Regions from separate parts of the Homo sapiens genome. Here region 1 is linked to region 2. A link is an interaction called in ENCODE POLR2A ChIA-PET data of the cell type or tissue named here. Cell type or tissue: Panc1. All regions are shown on one strand. Each heading gives the region's core, and the rest is flanking DNA. Links, peaks and the distances in the headings are about the cores only.

What was found. Peaks named below come from ENCODE experiments on the same cell type or tissue, not always from the same donor. Only the 100,000 strongest peaks of a DNase experiment are listed, where the experiment ranks them.
Region 1: POLR2A ChIA-PET joins it to region 2 with 10 read pairs; 2 of 35 experiments call an interaction of 5 or more read pairs at or near these places.

Annotation. Positions count from the first base shown.
Region 1 is chr17:27,548,573-27,558,357 of GRCh38, forward strand. KSR1 (kinase suppressor of ras 1) reads left to right here. Exons shown (of 21, transcript NM_001394583.1): 2 at 1,996-2,136. LOC124903960 (a long non-coding RNA gene) reads right to left here and starts at 3,515. Exons shown (of 2, transcript XR_007065680.1): 1 at 3,315-3,515. In Panc1, for the core only: no CTCF peak of the experiment used is centred there; a DNase peak (open chromatin) is centred at 3,993; H3K27ac peaks cover 2,037 bases.
Region 2 is chr17:28,284,910-28,294,694 of GRCh38, forward strand. It overlaps the pseudogene KRT18P55. Among named protein-coding and RNA genes, the nearest start is that of TMEM97, 29 kb to the right of the region's middle. In Panc1, for the core only: no CTCF peak of the experiment used is centred there; no DNase peak of the experiment used is centred there.

The DNA of each region.
Region 1 (9,785 bases), core at 969-8,968, 740 kb before region 2:
TAATCCCAACACTTTGGGAGGCAGAAGTGGGCAGATCATCTGAGGTCAGAAGTTGGAGACCAGCCTGTCCAACATGGCGAAAACCCGTCTCTACTAAAAATACAAAAATTAGCCCTTTATGGTGGCATGCGCCTATACTTCCAACTACTTGGGAAGCTGAGGCACAAGAATCACTTAAACCCAGGAGGCGGAGGTTGCAGTGAGCCAAGATCGTGCCACTGCACCCCAGCCTGCCAGCCTTGGTGACCATCTCAAAAAAAAAAAAAGAAAAATATAGTGAGATACAGGCTGAGTATCCCTTGTTTGAAATGCTTGAGGTCCAAAGTGTTTTGGATTTTGGATTTTTTAGAATTCTGGAATATTTGTATTATACTTAATGGCTAAGCATCCCAAACCCAAAAGTTCAAAATCCAAAATGCTCCAGTGAGCATTTCTTTGGAGCATCATGTCAGTGCTCAAAATGTTTTAGATTTTGGAGAGGTTCAGCTTCTGGGTCTTTGGAAGCGTTTCGGATTTTGGGTTTTTGGATTCGAAATGCACAACCTATATTTACAGATGAAAGGAAAAGGAATGAATTAACACCACAACCATGAGGGACAGCAGGGTTGAGAAGTGTCTCCAGAAGACAGGTTCCTGTAAGAGACTGTGAAGGTGGTACTTATTTTGGGGGGACACTTGGAAGTCACCATTAGGAGGCCACCAGAGTCTTAGCAACATTTCAGGAGCTCTCCCTGGGTCCCTGGGTCACTTGGCCGTAGCCAAGCCAGGCAACTCCCTGGTCTTCTGGCAGTGAGCTCGTTTCCATCTGTCGAGCCTAACTGGCCTCTGTTGGGAATGCGAGTCCCTTATTTTTCATCAGAACTGGGCCATGCCCTCCTTGTGCTTCTCTGTATCCCGTGTTCCCCAGTCCAATGCTGGGCACCCAGCCAGAGCCCAGTGTTTGTCGGGTTTACCCAAGTCAGGCTGTCCTTGTGTAAGCTTTTCTTATTTGAAGTTTTAGCCATTTGCGAGTCTTTTGAAAGCTTTGGACAATAACTCTAGAAAATACACAGACTTGCATATCTGAAATTTGCATACATTTCAGGGTGTGGATCCCTGAAAGCCTACTGGGAATCCGAGTCCAGGACCCTGGCCAATACTGCTGCTGCTCAGTGGTCATGGCTACACTTGTGGTGCTCACCATGTGCCAAATGCGTCATTTCTTCCGTCTCTCTGAGAGTCAGCTTCTATTATCCCCATTTTTCTGGAGGACAAGATGGAGACCTTTGACAAGATGGAGACTTTTATAGGGGGTTAAGTAACTTGTCCAAGGTCACAGAGCTAGGGTGTGACTGAGCCCTTGGATCCCAACCCAGGCAGTTGGATTCTTCGCTGGAAGCATCCTAGGTGGGAGGTTACCCATTCTCCCCAAACCAGCAGGTCTTCCATATTAGCAATTACCAACTCCCTGACCCCACCCTGGCAGGAAAGCCTTCTTTTTTACCCGAGACAGGGTCTTGTTCTGTCACCCGGGCTGGAGTACGGTGGTGTGATGATGGCTCACTGCAGCCTTGACCTCCTGGGCTCAAGCGATCCTCCCACCTTAGCCTCCCAAGTAGCTAGGACTACAGGCATGCGCCACCATGCTTGGCTAATTATTGTATTTCTGGTAGAGACAGGGTTTTGCCATGTTGGCCAGGCTGGTAGGAAGGCTGCCTTTTATTTAACCCAGCTCTCTGTTCTGACCAGTGTTGCCCATGACGCTCATGTCCTGAGGTGGGCAGTGTCAGCCGCCCTGGGTAGGGCAGGGGGCTCATGGGTGGCCACCAGCCTCTGCCTGTTCTCCCAGACCCTTCTCCACCCTTTCCCCTCCCCTGCAAACAGCAGAGAGGAGAGCCAGCCCCTTCCCTCATCACATTGCTTGTGTCTGCCTGAGCTCCTCTGTAGTGTGCTTGGGCCTGCCATATGGTTGGGCTGCAGATGAACACAGGCTTTTCTTTTTTGGACTTTCTGCAGGCGAAGCTGGTCCGTTACATTTGTAAGCAGAGGCAGTGCAAGCTGAGCGTGGCTCCCGGTGAGAGGACCCCAGAGCTCAACAGCTACCCCCGCTTCAGCGACTGGCTGTACACTTTCAACGTGAGGCCGGAGGTGGTGCAGGTATGCAAGCTGGTTCTCAGCATAGGGATAGGCATGAGGGGCCAAGCAGAGGGAACACACACAAACCCGAGGGCTAGCTTCCCCGTGGCTAAGACTAAGGGTTGATGCTCTCTAGTCTTGAGAAGGAGGATGGGGAGGGACAGCAGCGCCAGGAGGGATCCAGGGTACATGTGGCTCCAACAAGTGCCCTGGATGCTATTGCCTGATGAACTAGGGCAGCCCCACGCTGGGCATTGATTTGTTCATCATACTTACAACAGCCAACGTATCTGGAAGCATTGGCTGTGTGGCAGACACTGTGTTAAATGTTTCTGTGTTTTGTAAGATAGATAATCTCACTTCTCATGAACTCCTATAAGGAAATTACTATCATTGTTGCCATTTTATACTCGAGGAAATTAAAGCACAGAATGGTTAAGTAAGTTGTTTAAAATCACACAGCTAGTAAATGATAGCTTGGAATTTGGAAATAAGAGTCAGAATTTAGTTTAATCTTCTGACTGCTACAATATGCTGTCTTCCTTCCATTGTTCTCTCTTCCTGTCTGTGCAGCCTACCCACCTGCCAGCCAGCCAACTAACCAACCAGCATACTCGGAGTGTGTACTGTGCCAGGTGCCAGGGGTGCAGGTCAGCTCTCATGGAGTGCGGATTAGTCCTACTTGGCAGGCATGGTTCACCCAGTCAGATCTCATAAATCCCCTACTTCTATCCTAAAATTGAAAATATTGGCTTTTGCTGCTGTGTAAAAAGTAGCATGAATTCATTATATATAGATACTTTGGAAACAGAGAAGGAAAGAAATCACATACATACTCCTAACACTCAGAAAATCTATGATCATTAAGGTCTTTTTTTTTTTCCTTCCTCTCCCCAATATGGAAATCTTTTAAAAATTTCTATCTGGACTGTCCTGTAAGGTAGTCACAAGCCTCATGATTATCAAGCATTTAGAACATGGCTAGTCCAAATTAAAATGTGCTATAACTTCTTCCCTTGCTCTTACCTGTGTGGGCAAGGCCCTGTGGCTCTCCCCCAAGGCACACTGCAGACCCGCCTGCCTCTCTCCCTCCCTGCCTCCAGCACCACGGTCCAGGCCGCTGTCACCTCCTGCAGAATCTCTGCAGTGGCACCTCGCCCCTTGCATTCCATTTTCCACCCAGCAGCCAGGGTGCTCACCTAGAAAGGTGACTTGGATCCCATCCTTTTTCAGTGCTTCCTGTTTCCTTCAGGATAAACGCCAGATGCCTTCCTTGATCTGGCCTCTCTCGCCTCTGTTTGCTCACCTTCTCCTTTGCTCGGTAGACTCTAACCTTTGCACTTGCTCCCCACTTCCCTGGAGTGCTCTGCCCATGACTCATCCCTTGAATATTTTTCTGGTGTTGAGTGTTGTCACCGCCTCCAGGCAGTCGTCCCTGGTGATGTGATCTAAAGATCATCCCCTGCCCATCATTCTCGCCTGCGCACCTGAGTTTATTTTCTCAATGACACTGACCACTTTCTGGAGTGACCTAACCGATTTGTTGTCTGTGGTCTGTCTGCTCCCCCTGGGATGCGAGCACCATGAGACACGGCCTTGCTGTTTGGGTTTGTTTGCCACAAAATCCCCATTGAGTGTCGGGCCCAATATGGCAGTTGCTTGGTTGCGACAGATATAAAAATAAATACCTATTTATTTACTGAATAAGTAGATTTCATCATGACATGGTGGATGTCTCCAATAGCCCAGGGTTTGGCCCCAAGTGGGTGGTGACACAGGTTACTCTTAGCTCTGGCTTTCAGTTAAGTCCTGCAAGAGAGGCCAGTGTAGGGATCATAGCCCCAAAGAACCCCCTTCCCAGCTATGCCTGCTGCCATGAGTCACCTCCATGAGTCACCTGCCATGAGCCCTGGGAGAGTTGGTGCCCCCAGGGGAGATGGCCCTCTCCAGGAAGGCTAGGGCAAGTGACCCAAAGATTTCTTAGATGCAGTAGCACTCCCCTCTTCCCATGCCAACGTCCTTTTCATTCATGAAGGGTTTGTGCTGCCAGGAGCCTGAGCAGCCCTTTCCTGGGAGGCCTCTGCTATCTGGTTATTGAGCTGCACTGGTGGCCACAGTGGGGTCCTGGGGCCCCTGAGAGCCTCTGGGTTCTTTTGCCTCAAAGTTGACACATAGCACATCTGGCGTGTCATGATGGGTACACTGATGTGTTGTTTAATTATCCCAACACCCTACTTAATAGAGACCATTTTCCCCACCTCACAGTTGAGGAAGCTAGCACTCAGTGGGTATAGAAACTCACCAGGGTCCTAGAGCCACAGAGGAGTAGAGCCGGGTGCCCCTCCACACCTGACTGTGAGTCCTCCGTCTCAACCACTTCTCTCTCCTTCTTCTTGGAATGCCTGGATTCAGGCACCTGGCCAAGCCCTTTCACCTTCCAAAGCTTCAGTCTCCTCCTCTTGTGAAATGGGAATAACCCATGTGCTGCTTGCTGGCACAGGCAGTTGTGAAAGTCAAGTGCGGGGGTGGAGGAGGAAAAATTAACAATTTCCCACCTCTCTCTTACCCTCAGCTGCTGTTAATCCCAGGTGAGAGCCAGACCCAGCAGAGGCAGCTAGAGAGGCCTGCACATACGGCAGCTCTCAACAGCCTCCTGGGGAGTGAAGGAAGGCTGGGAATGGCTGACTAGAGGCAGTTTTCTGAATCAAGAGAGATAGCGGGAGTCAGCCCAGAGCTTAGGACAGAGAGGGCGGCACACCAGCCTGACAGAGCTGGGCCAAGTGTCCTCCTTCCGTCCCCCCAGTTGGTACCAAGGGTGTCCTCACCAGCAGGGCCAGGAGGAAGTGAGGCTGGAGTGGATGGGGAGCAGGAGGGCAGACTGGGCTGCAGGAGCCTGCTGGAGGTACCTGGGCCTGGCAGCTTTCTTCCTGGGCTTTAAGAACCACAAGGAACCATTAGCTGCTGTCATTCCATCTTCCCCAGACTCTCCAGAAACCCCTTCTCAAGATTTCTCTTTTTCTTCCTCCCAAATCTCATGTCAGTTCCTGGGCTATAGCCAGAGTATTCTAAAGCCCAGAAAGAAAAGGCTATTTCCTTTAGTAAACCCAGCTTCAGCTCCTACAGACTGGGGAGAGGGCTACCTTGGTTCAGTTCTACCTCTGAGAGTTTCTCCTTGTACATGTGTGGAAGCCTAGTGATGGGGGAACCCTGAGTTAGAGCAGCTCTCCAGGGCTTCAGCTGCAAGGGCTGGCCCCAGGGGTGTGGGTCTATTTTATTCTGTTTCTTAACCCAGACAGTTCTTCGGACTCTGACTCGATACCCACTGCTGCCCCTGACCCCTACCCTGGCCCTGATGGATTCTGTGTGCTTTCAGTGGGAATTGGCTCTGTAAGTTCTGCCCATCAAAAATAGGTGCAGTATTCAGAAGCCAGAGTTCCAAACCCATGTCTGTCATGCATTAAAAACCCACGTCTGTCAGAGAATCTTTTGACTTCTTAACCCATTTATGCCAGAGGTTGCAGTTTTTTGAATTTTTGCGGTCAGACCTTGGCAATGACCTTGAGCAGTAGGATATAAATAACTCCCATGTGCTTAGCATTCCAACAATGGAACGCTAGGCATACGTGGGTTGTCATCTAAAACAGGGGACCCATCCCCCAGGCCACTGACAGGTACCGGTCCACTTGGCCTCTTAGGAACTGGGCCACACAGCAGGAGGAACGTGTTTACAGTTGCTCCCCATTGCTCGCATTACCGCCTGAGTTCCGCCAGCTGTCAGATCAGCAGCAGCATTAGATTCTCACAGGAGCACAAACCCTGTTGTGAACTGCACACGCGAGGGATCTAGGTTATGTGCTCCTTGTGAGAATCTAATGCCTGATGATCTGTCACTGTCTCCCATCACCCCCAGATTGGACTGTCTAGTTGCAGGAAAACAAGCTCAGGGCTCTCACTGATTCTACATTATGGTGAGTTGTATAATTATTTCATTATATATTACAATGTAATAGAATAAAGTGCATGATAAATGTAATGCACTTTAATCCTCTGGAAACCATCCCCCGCTCCCTGTCCCTGGAAAAATTATCTTCCATGAAACCAGTTCCTGGTGCCAAAAAGGTTGGGGACCACTGTTCTAAACCATTGTTTATTTTCTTAAATAAACTTTTTATTTCGGAATAATTTTAGATTTACAGAAAAGTTGCAGGGATGTACAGAGAGTTCTCGTATGTACCCCTCACCCAGTTTCCCCATCATTAACGTTGTCGTGACCACAGTGCCTTTGTCAAAACTGAGGAAATGACACTGGTATATTACAATGAACGCAACTCCAGACTATGTAGGTTTGACCAGTTTTTCCTTTACTGTCCTCTCTCTTTTCTGGGATCAATCCAGGGCACCGCATGGTTTACATTATTTTGATTTATCATGTCTCCCCAGTTTCCTCTGCTCTGTGACAGTTTCTCAGTCTTCCCTTAATTTCATGACGTTGACACTACTTTGTTTTTTGGAAGTGAGCCCTCCCTTAGGATTGGGGGGTATGAGGGGTAGGTGGGTTAAGCTCCATCTCCTCTGGGGGTGTATCTACACAGATTATTTGGAACTTTTCTGTAGGAAAGAGTTGTCTTTTCTCCTCCGTTTATTTATTCATTCAGTCATTTATATCAGTATAGGCTCATGTCTTTTTCTTTTACACATTGGGTTCTAATCCAATACTACATGATTTATTTTGTTTCTCAAGTTCTTCCAGCTTTGGCCATTGGGAGTTCTTGCAGGTTTGTTCCTGCACTCTGTGACATTGCCCATCCTTCAGTTTTGTTTGGCGTGTGTGTGTGTGTGTGTGTGTGTGTAGCACTTCCGTGTGTAGCACTTCCTTTGCTTTCTGACACTACAGTATGCTTCAGCCCCCTCTGTTTTTTACTAACCCCACTTCTAGAATCAGTTATTTCCCCAGGGAGCCTGGTGAGTTATTCGCTCTGCTTTGTTTTGATTTTATTATTTTTATTTTTTAAAACTGTGGTGAAATACGTATAACGTAATTTACCATTTTAATCATTTCTAAGTTTACAGTTCAATGACATTAAATACTTTCACACTGTTTTGTGACTGTCACCACTGGAACGTTTTCATCTTCTCAAATGAACCATTGGTTTTATTAGAAGAGATGTGTTTATTGTAGGGGGTAAAATGAAACAAAGGAGATAAAGTGAAAGAAAATTGCTGCATCCCATTTCCCTGAAGCCTGCTCATCTTTCTGAACATTTTCTGGCCCTCACATTCCTCTGCGTGTTGTCTCTTTTGTACACATGAGATCAGGCCAGACGTTTGGTTCAGGAACCTGCTCTTTCCCCTTAAAGACCTGTATTTCCATGGTTACAAACACTGCTACCAAGAACATCTTTGTGCACCTGTGTATTTCTACAGGGAAAAAAACCTAGAAGTGAACTTGCTAGGCTGGATTTTAGTGAATGTTTCCAAAGTGTCTTTTAAAATACAATAAAAGCAGTCTTTTTCTTCAACGGTTATTTATTTATTTATATATTTTGAGACAGGGTCTCGCTCTGTTGCCCAGGCTGGAGTGCAGTGATGCGATCCTGGCTCATTGCAGCTTCAATGTCCTGGGCTCAAGCGATCCTCCCGCCTCACTTCCCAAGTAGCTGGGACTGCAGATGTGCGCACCACTGCACCTGGCTATATATATATTTTAATTTTTTTGTAGACACAGGATCTCTCTATGTTGCCCAGGCTGATCTTGAACTCCTGGGCTCAAGTGATCCTCCTGCCTCAGCCTCCCAAAGTCCTGGAATTACAGACATGAGCCACCGTGCCTGGCCTGCTCAACTTTTTAATGAGACTCTCATTCCAGGTGTACCTGGACCAGACAGTAAACTGCACATATACCTTTTCTAAACTTGTACTTGGCTGGGCAGTAGTTAAGACCCCCAGCTCATCCCTGTTCCTGTCCCTGTATGTTTCCTAAGAAATTGCGTAGGGCCATGCCCACAGAAGAAGACTCAGAGTCAGAGGAGGGAACAGGGTCCCTGGGTGTGTTGAATGGTCAGTGTGGTGCAGGGCCCAGATTCCAGCCTGCCCTAGTCCTGCCTCAGGAATCCCTCTAGGGTGCCCAGGCCTTCATGGGTTGGTGTGGCCTCTGCTATGTCCAGACTGGCCTGGTGCCTTGGAGGCTAGAAGCAAAGTTGTATTTTCTCCCTGGCTGTCCTGACTTAGTGCCTTAGCCCTCCTGTTGTTTAGGAAACTAGAGAGCCCCTAAAGGGCCAACAGGACAGCTTGGCTCACATGGAGGGGGAGGAGTGCCAAGGTCCTGCCAGTGGCCCCATGGGACAGCCTGATCCAGGTCTGTGGGGAAAGGGACTTCCCTTTGTCAAGCTTCGGGAGGGACCTAAAACCCAACAAGATCTCCAGAAACCTGGCCCAGGGGGTGGGGATAGGTCCTTGGGGATTTCTGTGGGGCAGCTGGTCTGGTTTGGAGGATATTAGAGCTAGACCCCTCTCTGCCTGACCCTGAAGTTTGGCCTGGAGAGAAGTCTCCTCCAAGGTAGCTCAGACTGCAGAGATTGGCACCCTGAAGGAATGGTTCCCTGTACGTGTGAGAGAGGTTGGACCAAAAGACACCACCAGCATCAGGAGGAGTCCTGGGGGGATAGCGGAGGCCAGAAAGTCATGGCATCTGTCCCCTCTTTCCAGGCAAGAATTAGACATAGCACGCTCACTTGGCTGCTGGTGCCCACTGTGGTGGGCACTGCAGGGAGGTAACCCTGCCTCCCAGAACCACTGTCCAGTGGAAGCAGGATGGACCTGCATGGCTGTGGCCATGGTTGACCCAGGCAGGACCTGAGATCCTATGGGTATCTAGAATGGGCCTATCTGCCTTTTACACAATGTGAGATCATGGGCAAGTGACTTCATCTCTCTGGGCCTCAGTTTATCCATATGAGAAATGACAGATTAAGTGACCTTTTAAGTCCTTTCCTCAGATGGCTGCTGCTTCTGGACAGTAAAGAAGCCTAGAGTAGAAGGAGTTCTGTCAGGTGAGGTGGTTCGGAGAGACCATGTGGAGTGGTACCTTCCCCTGAACCCTCCAGATGGTGGCTTTGCCTTGCCTCTCAGATGTGTCTGCCCTCCTGTAAGTTGTATACCATGCTCTCTTCGAGGTATTTCATCATGTGCTTTTCCCACTGGCTCCTATGTAATGTTTGTGTGCAGCAGTTGGAGCTCTGCCGCACGGATCATGGGGTGATGTTTTTACTCCTGTATTCTGTGCCCCCGAGTCAGGCTTTTCTTCCATGGATTTTGGGCAAAGCTTCCTTGTGTGTCTTCACCCATTTTTTTTCCTTTAGCCCACACAAGATGTGATCAGCTATCCATTGTTACTGAGAGATGGGAGTTTTAAATTTTTCAACACCAAGCAAGTACAGAAGTGTTAGAAAGCAAGCAAAGGCCCTCCTCTTCCACTTCGCGGGGATAACACCTTGTTAACAGGTCAGTGGGTGCACCTGCCAGACCTCTTCACGCATTTTACAGTCACTTAAAATGACGTGCAAATTTACTCCCTTCTCTCTCTTTTTTTTTTTTTTTGTTTGCTGAAATGGGATCATATGATAGATATCATTTTGCAGGTTTGCAGTCTTAACGTCATCTGTGTTATCCAT
Region 2 (9,785 bases), core at 956-8,955:
TGCACACCACCACACCAGGCTAATTTTTTTTTTTTTTTTTGTAAAGACAGGGTCTCACTATTGTAGCCCAGGCTGGTCTCAAACTCCTGAGATCAAGAGATCTTCCCACCTCAGCCTCCCAGTGTGTTGGGGATTATAGGCGTGAGCCACCGCGCCCAGCCTAGTTACAGTTTTTGTTTTTGTTTTTGTTTTAAGATAGTCTTGCTCTGTCGCCCAGGCTGGAGTGCAATGGCACAATCTTGGCTCACTGCAACTTCTGCCTCCAGAGTTCAAGCCATTCTCCTGCCTCAGTCTCCCAAGTAGCTGGGATTACAGGCATGCGCCACCATGCCCAGCTAATTTTTATATTTTTAGTAGAGATGGGGTTTCGCCATGTTGCCAGGCTGGTCTCAAACTCCTGACCTCATGATCCACCTGCCTCGGCCTCCCAAAGTGTTGGGATTACAGGCGTGAGCCACCGCACCCAGCCTATAGCTTTTAAACTGTTCCTGGAGACCTAGAACTCTGCTTCAATCAAAACAACTGAGTGGGCCGGGTGTGGTGGCTCACGCCTGTAATCCCAGCACTTTGGGAGGCTGAGGCGGGTGGATCACCTGAGGTCAGGAGTTCGAGACTAGCCTGGCCAACATGATGAAACCCTGTCTCTACTAAAAAATACAAAAATTAGCTAGGCGTGGTGGCTCATGCCTATAATCCCAGCTACTGGGGAGGCTGAGGCAGAAGAATCGCTTGAACCCAGGAGGCAGAGGTTGCAGTAAGCCAAGGTCACGCCATTGCACTCCAGCCTGGGTGACAAGAGCGAAGCTCCGTCTCAAAAACAAAAACAAAAACAAAAAAAACACTGTGTGGGCTTCCCTTCTCTTTCATATACTGAAGTTCAACATTAAAAAAAAATTTTGAGGTGGTTTCTTCTGTTAAAGAATGCATGAAATCCACTATGCCATAGACACAATCTGCTCCAATTAGCTATGCCTACTCTTTGTCAACTGCAATTACTGTGTATACATCAGTATCTCCTGTCTTTGGTAATACCTATTCCTCTCTCCTCAGGACTTCTTTCCGAAGTCATCCCTAGTCACTCTTCTTTTGAACCCTTATAGCATTTTATTTTTATTATTTAGAGACAAGGTCTTGCTCTGTTGCCCAGGCTGCAGTGCAGTGGCATAATCATAGCTCACGGTAACCTTCAAATCCTAGACACAAGCAATCTTTTTACCTCAGCCCCCCAAGTAGCTAGGACCATAGGTGTGCACTACCTTGCCTGGCTAATTTTTAGATGGGGTCTCACTATGTTGCCCAGGCTCAAACTCCCAGGCTCAACTGATCCTTCTGCTTTAACCTTTTGAGTAGCTAGGACTACAGGCACATGCCACTGGAACTGCAACTTCTTTTCTGATTATTATTTTTTCTTGACTTAACTCACATTTAAGGTCTTTTAATTTATCCTTTAAATGTGATGATCTCTGTACTAGGAAACAAGTAGTCCCTTTATATACAGCATGCAAGTTCCCCATTCTCATTCCCTCTCCTCTCCTGCAATCCCTTTCATCCTCATATTTATTTTAATTTTTGTAGAGACAGGCTCTCGCTATATTGCCTAGGCTACTCTTGAACTCCTGTCCTCAAGCAATCCTCCTGCTTTGGTCCCCCACAGTGCTGGGACTGCAGGTATGAGCCACCACGTCCGGCCCTTTCCTTTTCTATTTTATCCCTAAAACCTAACCTCTTACTGTTGACAGCCAATTCTGACTAATCTTGTTTATTATCTGGGCCTCTTTTCTATTGTTTATATTTATTCCATTAAAAAGGTCAAAGACTCTATAGAGCCCATACCTTATTAAATCTGGTTTGTAAATAACTAAAATTATGCTTGCCTTTGGCAACTGAATAAAGACTCCAAGGCCCATTTAATTAGCAAAAAAACAGAGATTACAGCTATATGCTCCTTCAGCTACGCCAGCTCTCTGTATAACTCAGCCTTTCTGACAATCCATACCTTGCTTTGTGATTTGGGGGAGCTGCATGTTTGCTATCCTACCACCTACCTATTCCTATTTTCAGTATCAGCTTTTCCTGAGAAGGGAAAAGGTATGAATATTGATTTCAAAGTCAGGCTTATGTTTGAATGGCAGAGACTCAGTAGCTGTATAAACTTTCCAAAACTTTCAATTTATAAAATGAGCATACTAATATCTATTTCATTAAATGAGACAATGCAAAACATCTAGACTCTAGATCAATATTTGGCACATAATAAATATTAAGCATTATTTCCTTTTTACAAAGGAAAATATGAATTGAAAAGGAAAAGTAAGGCCAGGCCCGGTGGCTCACGCCTGTAATCCCAGCACTTTGGGAGGCCAAGGCGGGCCAATCACTTGAGGTCAGGAGTTCAAGACCAGCCTGGCAACATGGTGAAACCCTATCTCTACCAAAAATATAATAAATTAGCTGAGTGTGCTGGTGTGTGCTTGTAATCCCAGCTACTTGGGAGACTGAGCCAGGAGAATCACTTGAATCTGGGAGGCAGAGGTTGCAGTGAGCCGAGATGATGCCACAGCACTCCAGCCTGGGCAACAAGAGTGAAACTCCATCTCATAAAAAAATAAAGAAAGAAAAGGAAAAGGAAGATACAAAGACAACTTAGCTTCTGCAAAGTCTATTCAGAAAAATGTATCTATGTCACTATAATATTAATAAAAATATTTTCTCAAAGAATGATGTTTCTTAAGAAATTAGTAAAATATTGATACTGATTGATTGAGACAGGTCTTGCATAATTTATTTATAGAGACAGGTCTAGCTCTGTTGCCCAGGCTGGAATGCAGGAAGTGCAGTGGCCCATCACAGCTCACTACAACCTCCAGTACCAGGGCTCAAACAATTCTCTCCCCTCAGCCTCCCAAGTAGCTAAGACTACAGGCATGTGCCATTGGGCTTGGCTAATTTTTCTATTTCTGTTGAGACAGGGTCTTGTTATGTTGTCCAGGCTGGTCTTGAATTCCAGGCCTCAAGTTACCCTCCTGCCTCAGCCTCCCAAAGTGCTGGGATTACAAGTGTGAGCCACCACACCAGGTCAGAAGTTAGTGCAATATTAATTAGCATTCTAATTTAACCATAAGGCCTAAATTGTAACATTACATGTTTCTATTCTATTGTATTGAATTCAAATCTAGTTTTCTGCCTGTAATCCTAGCACTTTGCAAGGCTGAGGTGGGAATATTGTGTGAGGCCAGGAGCCTGGGCAATATAGCAAGACCTCATTTCTAGTGGAAAAAAAAATCTAATTTTCATTTAGTCATAAAATGTAGACTAAATATTGTTGAGACTTACCTAATGCAGGCCTTACTCTACTGTAGTCACCATTTATTTCCTAACTGAAACAAGACTGGGAAGGAGGTATACATAAGCAAAACCGAAGAAATGCCCCAACCCTACTCTGCTTTCACTCTGCCCACTCTAGGTCTTTTCTAAAACAATTATATTTTTTGAATAGTAATACAAGTACATGATATCAAATTTTTTTTTTTTTTTTTTTTTTTTTTTTTTTTGAGACGGAGTCTCGCTCTGTCACCCAGGCTGGAGTGCAGTGGCGGGATCTCGGCTCACTGCAAGCTCCGCCTCCCGGGTTCACGCCATTCTCCTGCCTCAGCCTCCCAAGTAGCTGGGACTACAGGCGCCCGCCACTACGCCCGGCTAATTTTTTGTATTTTTAGTAGAGACGGGGTTTCACCGTTTTAGCCGGGATGGTCTCGATCTCCTGACCTCGTGATCCGCCCGCCTCGGCCTCCCAAAGTGCTGGGATTACAGGCGTGAGCCACCGCGCCCGGCCGATATCAAATTTTTTAAATACAGGAAAATGCAACTCAGTTTCCCTTCAGAGAGTCTATCGTTACACAAATTTTTATCTTCATCATCAAGCAAATACAAACATAAATTTACAGGCACACTCCTGTATACCCACAGAATGCACCATTTTAATATTTCACAATAAAATGCCTCAGTTTTACTACCCAAGCTGTAGAGAATGTTCATCTCTCTTAACACATTTTTTCAGCTAATGATTTTATAAAGTAAAATTTTTACATTTATTTATTTCAATCCCAAAACATAATACAATGTTCTTTAAAAGATGTGTGAGATGTCTGGAGATATATTCCAAATAAAACTAACAAAACTTTGAAAAATCTGCTTCAATATCAACAAAAGGAATGTACGTGTTATTACACAGGAAGCAACTGTGTGTTATATTAATTATTTAGTAACCAGGAAGAAATGCTTAAGAATTTTATATCCTAAAAATTTTGTTAATTGCATGAATATGGCCAGGCCAGTGGCTCACGCCTGTAATCACAGCACTTTGGGAGGCTGAGGCGGGCGGATCATGAGGTCAGCAGTTCAAGACCAGCCTGACCAACATGGTGAAACCCCGTCTCAACTAAAAATATAAACATTAGCCAGGCGTGGTGGTGGGTGCCTGTAGTCCCAGCTACTCAGGAGGCTGAGGCAGGAGAATTGCTTGAACCCGGGAGGCAGAGGTTGCTGTGAACCAAGATCGCGCCATTGTACTCCAGCCTGGGCGACAGAGCAAGACTCCATCTAAAAAAAAAAAAAAAAATTGCACGACTAGCCCAGGCATGGTGGATCACACCTGTAATCCCAGCACTGTGGGAATCCAAGGTGGGAGGATTGCGTGAGCCCACGAATTTGAGACCAGCCTGGGCAACATAGTGAAACCTTGTCTCTATAAAAAGTTTCTTAAAAATTAGCCAGGCATAGTGGTGTGCACCTGTAGTCCCCACTACTCAGGAGCCTAAGGCAGAAGGATCACTAGAGCCCAGGAGATCAAGGCTGCAGTGAGCTATGATTATGCTACTGCACTCCAGTCTGGGCAACAAAGCAACATGGTCTCAAAAAAAAAAAAAATTGCTGGATTCAAGAATACCTCCATTTTAATTTTTAAGTAATCTAAATTGTTCTCTGTAGTGGCTTTCACCAATTTCTATTCTCATGGCTATGGTGTAAGTACCTATTTTCCCATAATCTTACCAAGCTAACATTTCATAGTTTAATATGCACGTCTCTTACTATGAGAATGGTTGAGAATATTTTCATATATTTGAAGGCCATCTGTGGCCAGGCATGGTGGCTCACGCCTGTAATCCCAGTACTTTGGGAGGCCAAGGTGGGTGGATCACCTGAGGTCAGGAGTTCAAGACCAGCTTGGCCAACATGGTGAAACCCCGTCTCTACTAAAAATACAAAAAAATTAGCCAGGTGTGGTGGCTCTCTCCTGTAATCCCAGCTACTCACAAGGCTGAGGCAGGAGAATCACTTGAACCTGAGAACTGGAGGTTGCAGTGAGCCGAGATTGCACCATTGCACTCCAGCCTGGGCGACAGCGCAAGACTCCATCTCAAAAAAATAAATAATAAAAAGTAAAGGCCATCTATATTGCCTTTCTGTACACAGTGTTCATACCATTTCCCCTTTTCTATTATATTTAGGTCTTTCTTAAACTGATAAATCCCTGAAGCAAAGTTGTTCTTTGCCTATAATGAGATATTACAGATATTTTTCCCAGTCTATTTGTTTGTTGACTTTGTTATGATGAAATATAACCAAATTTATCCTTTCCTTTTTTGAGGCAGGCTTGCTGTGTTGCTCAGGCTGGAGTACAGTGGCGGGATCATAGCTCACTGCAACTTCAAACTCCTGGAGTCAAGCGATCCTCTCACCTCAGCCTTCCAAATAGCTAGGAATACAGGTGCATGCCACCATACCCGGCTAATCTGTTTTTTTTTTAATTTTTTGTAGAGACGAGGTCTTATTGTTGCCCAAGCTGGCCTTGAACTCATGGCCTCAAGTGATCCACCACCTTGGCTTCCCAAAGTCCTGGGATTACAAGTGTGAGCCACTGTGACTGGCCTTATACTTTTCTTAACCCATTTATGCCTGAGGTTGCAATTTTTTAAATTTTTGCAATCAGACCTTGGCAATGACCTTGAACAGTAGGACACGAATAACTCCCAGATGCTTAGCATTCCAATAATGGAATACTAGGCATATTTGTCCATGTCTTATGGCTTCTAAGTTTTGGGTTAAGCTTAGAAAAGTTTTTCTTATTCAAATATTATTTTTAAGATAATTCCACCATTGTTCATCCTAATAATTTTATGATTTCATTTTTTACATTTAAAGCTTTTATTCATCTGGAATCTATCTGGGGTAAGGAATGACAATGGGGATCCAGTTATTTAAATTCTGGGTTGTTATTCAGTTGTCCCAACACCACTACTGAGTAACTGAAGCTCTTTTTAGATGATTTTTTAGAAGTTAGACTCAGAAGTAGAGATGACTAGTGAGCTCAGAATTAGTGAAACCAACACCAAAATTAGGAATTTAGGGGTCCTAAAACACATATAACATTAAAAGCACAGATCCTGAAGTCCAACATCTATCACATACAAAGCATATTAACTAGTACTGTTGTTAGACTTGGAAGACCTAAGGATGGATTATCTCTAATTCAGTTAAAATAACTATGTACTATACAATAGGTATTAATAATAAGCATTTATATGGCACTTTTACAGTTTGTATAATGTGAGTTCACTTACTTTGTCTTCATAACTACTCTTTAAGAAGATGGGTAGAGATTTTAATTTCCATTTATTGCTGAGGAAAATAATTCAGTGGTGGTACCTTGTCCCTTTACTTATAGGAATTGGTAGTGCCAAACTCAAACCCAGATCTCATATTTCCAAATATTAGCACTCTGCTTTTATATCCTGCACCAAGTACTTTTATGCAAAAATTAATGAGACTTCCTACTCACAAGGAGGTTGAAACGATTTTTCAATTAAATATTCAGACCAATCACATACTTAATTCTAAGCATGAAAGGAGTACACAGAAGTAGAAAACATCCTTGGCTTTAAGGAAACTTCAAAGGTCTACAGCAGTTTAAACAAATAAGGCTTGGGAGACTGGAAAATAAACCTGAAGGTCAGGAACCATCTTATCTACTCTCTCCTTGTCATACAGTATTTACAGCTGGTATAACTAGAATGTAGTGTTAGGTCAGTAAATATTTGTTGGTTGTCTAAATGTACTGATCGAAACTTCTAGACAGGGTGAGATATGAAATAATATCAGATCCCACTTATTTTTCCCAGGGGCTAAACTTTTGTCTGTGACCAAAGACTCAGCCAAATCATCAAACAGTTCTTAGACAATGTAAGTCTACACCTACTGGGCTACACCTACTGACTAAATGTATTTCACAGAAAAATAAAAATGTTGAACTACATTTCATTTCAAAACTGCCAAAAGGTTATAAAACAATTTCCAGAACTGAATCTAGTCCAACTGCTACAAAATACAACTATCATTCACTCTTGCTTTACTCTGAATTAAACACATCTTCTGCTTCTACAATAAATAATTGTTCATAATATTTCTCATCAGTTGTGCTTTCTTTGTGTTGTTTCCTTCAGATATCTTGTCAACATATATTTTCTGCAGGTCTTTTATTTTTTAATACTAACAATCACTTATCTGCCACATATGATAATTTTTTTAAAACTTCTGAAATATTTTAGCAAATACTAAGGGAGAACAAAACATGAATATGAAAATAGAAGTACAAAAATAAACTCAGTTTACAAAGTTCAATTTGTATCCTGCCACAGATAACTTCACTTCAGAGTCTGCACGCCCTATTCTCCCATCTATCCAGTGACAAGATATTGGCATTGGAGCCTCAAGGACTGCAACTTTTGTTGGCAAAAGCCTTGCATGGGTCAAGATAATTTTTAAGCCTTTGATAAAGAAAGCCCAAAGAGACCAGGCTTAAAATTTTAGTGGATGGTTGCGTGTTAGATATGTTAGAGTCCTAAACTCAAATAAAAAGGCAAGTTGACAATAAACTAGTCAATGCAAAGAGCTTACAAAAGCATAAGCCCAGAAATTACATGCAATGCCTAGTCTATAAAATACCAAGAAGGCGGCTGGGTGCGGTGGCTCAAGCCTGCAATCCCAGCACTTTGGGAGGCCAAGATGGGCGGATCACGAGGTCAGGAGTTCGGGACCAGCCTGGCCAACATAGTGAAACTCCATCTCTACTAAAAATACAAAAATTAGCCGGATGTGTTAGCACGCCACCTATAGTCCTGGCTACTTGGGAGGCAGAGGTGGGAGAATCGCTTGAACCTGGGAGGCGGAGGCTGCAGTGAGCCGAGATCGCGTCATTGCACTCCAGTCTGGGTGACAGAGTGAGACTCCATCTCAAACAAAACAAACAAAAACAAAAACAAAAAAAACAAGAAGGCATGACTGTTTACACCAGAGTGACAGGGCTTTCTTGAGTGGTTATTTATAGCAAAGGTTTAGTACAGTTAAAGAAATCTGTCATAACTTGTTTCAATATGCCATAAATGTGGATATATTCTAGGTAAAATTATGTGGGTGCTACAGAAGGAGATACGTGAGAGAAACCAGCACAATGCCTGCACACTGTTGAATCTGACACTAGGAAATAAACAGCCAGTTATGAAACAAACTCAATTCTTAATGTTGGAAACAGAATAAGGCTCCATTCTTTTTGGAGAATAAAGACACTAACCATTTAAAACAGATGGACTTCACACCAACATGTGAATATACTTAACATACAGAACTGTACACTTAAAAATGGTTAAGATGGTAAATTTTATGCTATATGTTTTGGAAAGGGGGAATTCTTTTTTTTTTTTAAGCAGAGACAGGGTCTCGCTCTGTCACCCAGGCTGGAGTGCAATGGCCCAATCATAGCTCACTGCATCCCTCAACTCCTGGGCTCAAGTGATCCTCCCACCTCAACCTCCCTAGTAGCTGGGACTTCATGTGTGTGCCACCAAGCCCAGCCAATTTAATTTTTTTTGTAGAGATGGGGTCTTGCTATATTGCCCAGGCTGGTCTCAACTCCTGGCCTCAAGTAATCCTTCTGTCTCAGCTTCCCAAAGTGCTGGGATTACAGGTGCTAGCCACTGCACCTGGCTATGTTACGTATTTTTTAACAATTAAAAAGAAAAAAAAACTTCAAATGAGCTTTAAATTTCCCTTGTATTTTTAAATGAATAGATTTATGTGTTATTGAGTACTTACTATATATACCTGTTACCATGGAGATGGAGGTAAAATATAGAGAAAACCTATTCCTCTTTTCAAGAAGGTCAAAGCTTAAAGAGAACCAAAATTCTAAACTGTTCTTCTTTTTTATTTCCTTTTTTTTGAGACAGGGTCTCACTCTGTCACGCAGGCTGGAGCCCAGTGGTGCAATAATGGCTCACGGCAGCTTCGACCTTCCGGGCTCAAGCAATCCTCCCACCTCAAGCCTCCTGAGTAACTCGGACCACGGGCATGCACCACCATGCCCAACTAATTTTGGGGGGGGGCATAAGAGAAGACAGAGATGGGGTCTCACTATGTTGCCTAGGCTGGTCTCACTGAGCTCAGGTGATCCTCCTGCCTCAGCCTCCCAAAGTGCTGAGATTACAGGCATGAGCCACAGCACCCTGCCTAAAATCTCCTTAAAAACAAAAATTGATAATAATTTTGGATCACTCAAAGTAGATGAGTAGCCATTTACCTATGCTCTCTTAAATACATTATCTATCTCTTCCCCCTCCTTTCCTCTCTGCAGATTCTGATTGTACTTTAAAGTCTCTGATGCTTAAAATGAACATTCTGGGATTCAAACAGATTTGCTAGCTACTATGAAACGGCCCCACCTTGTGTGCCTG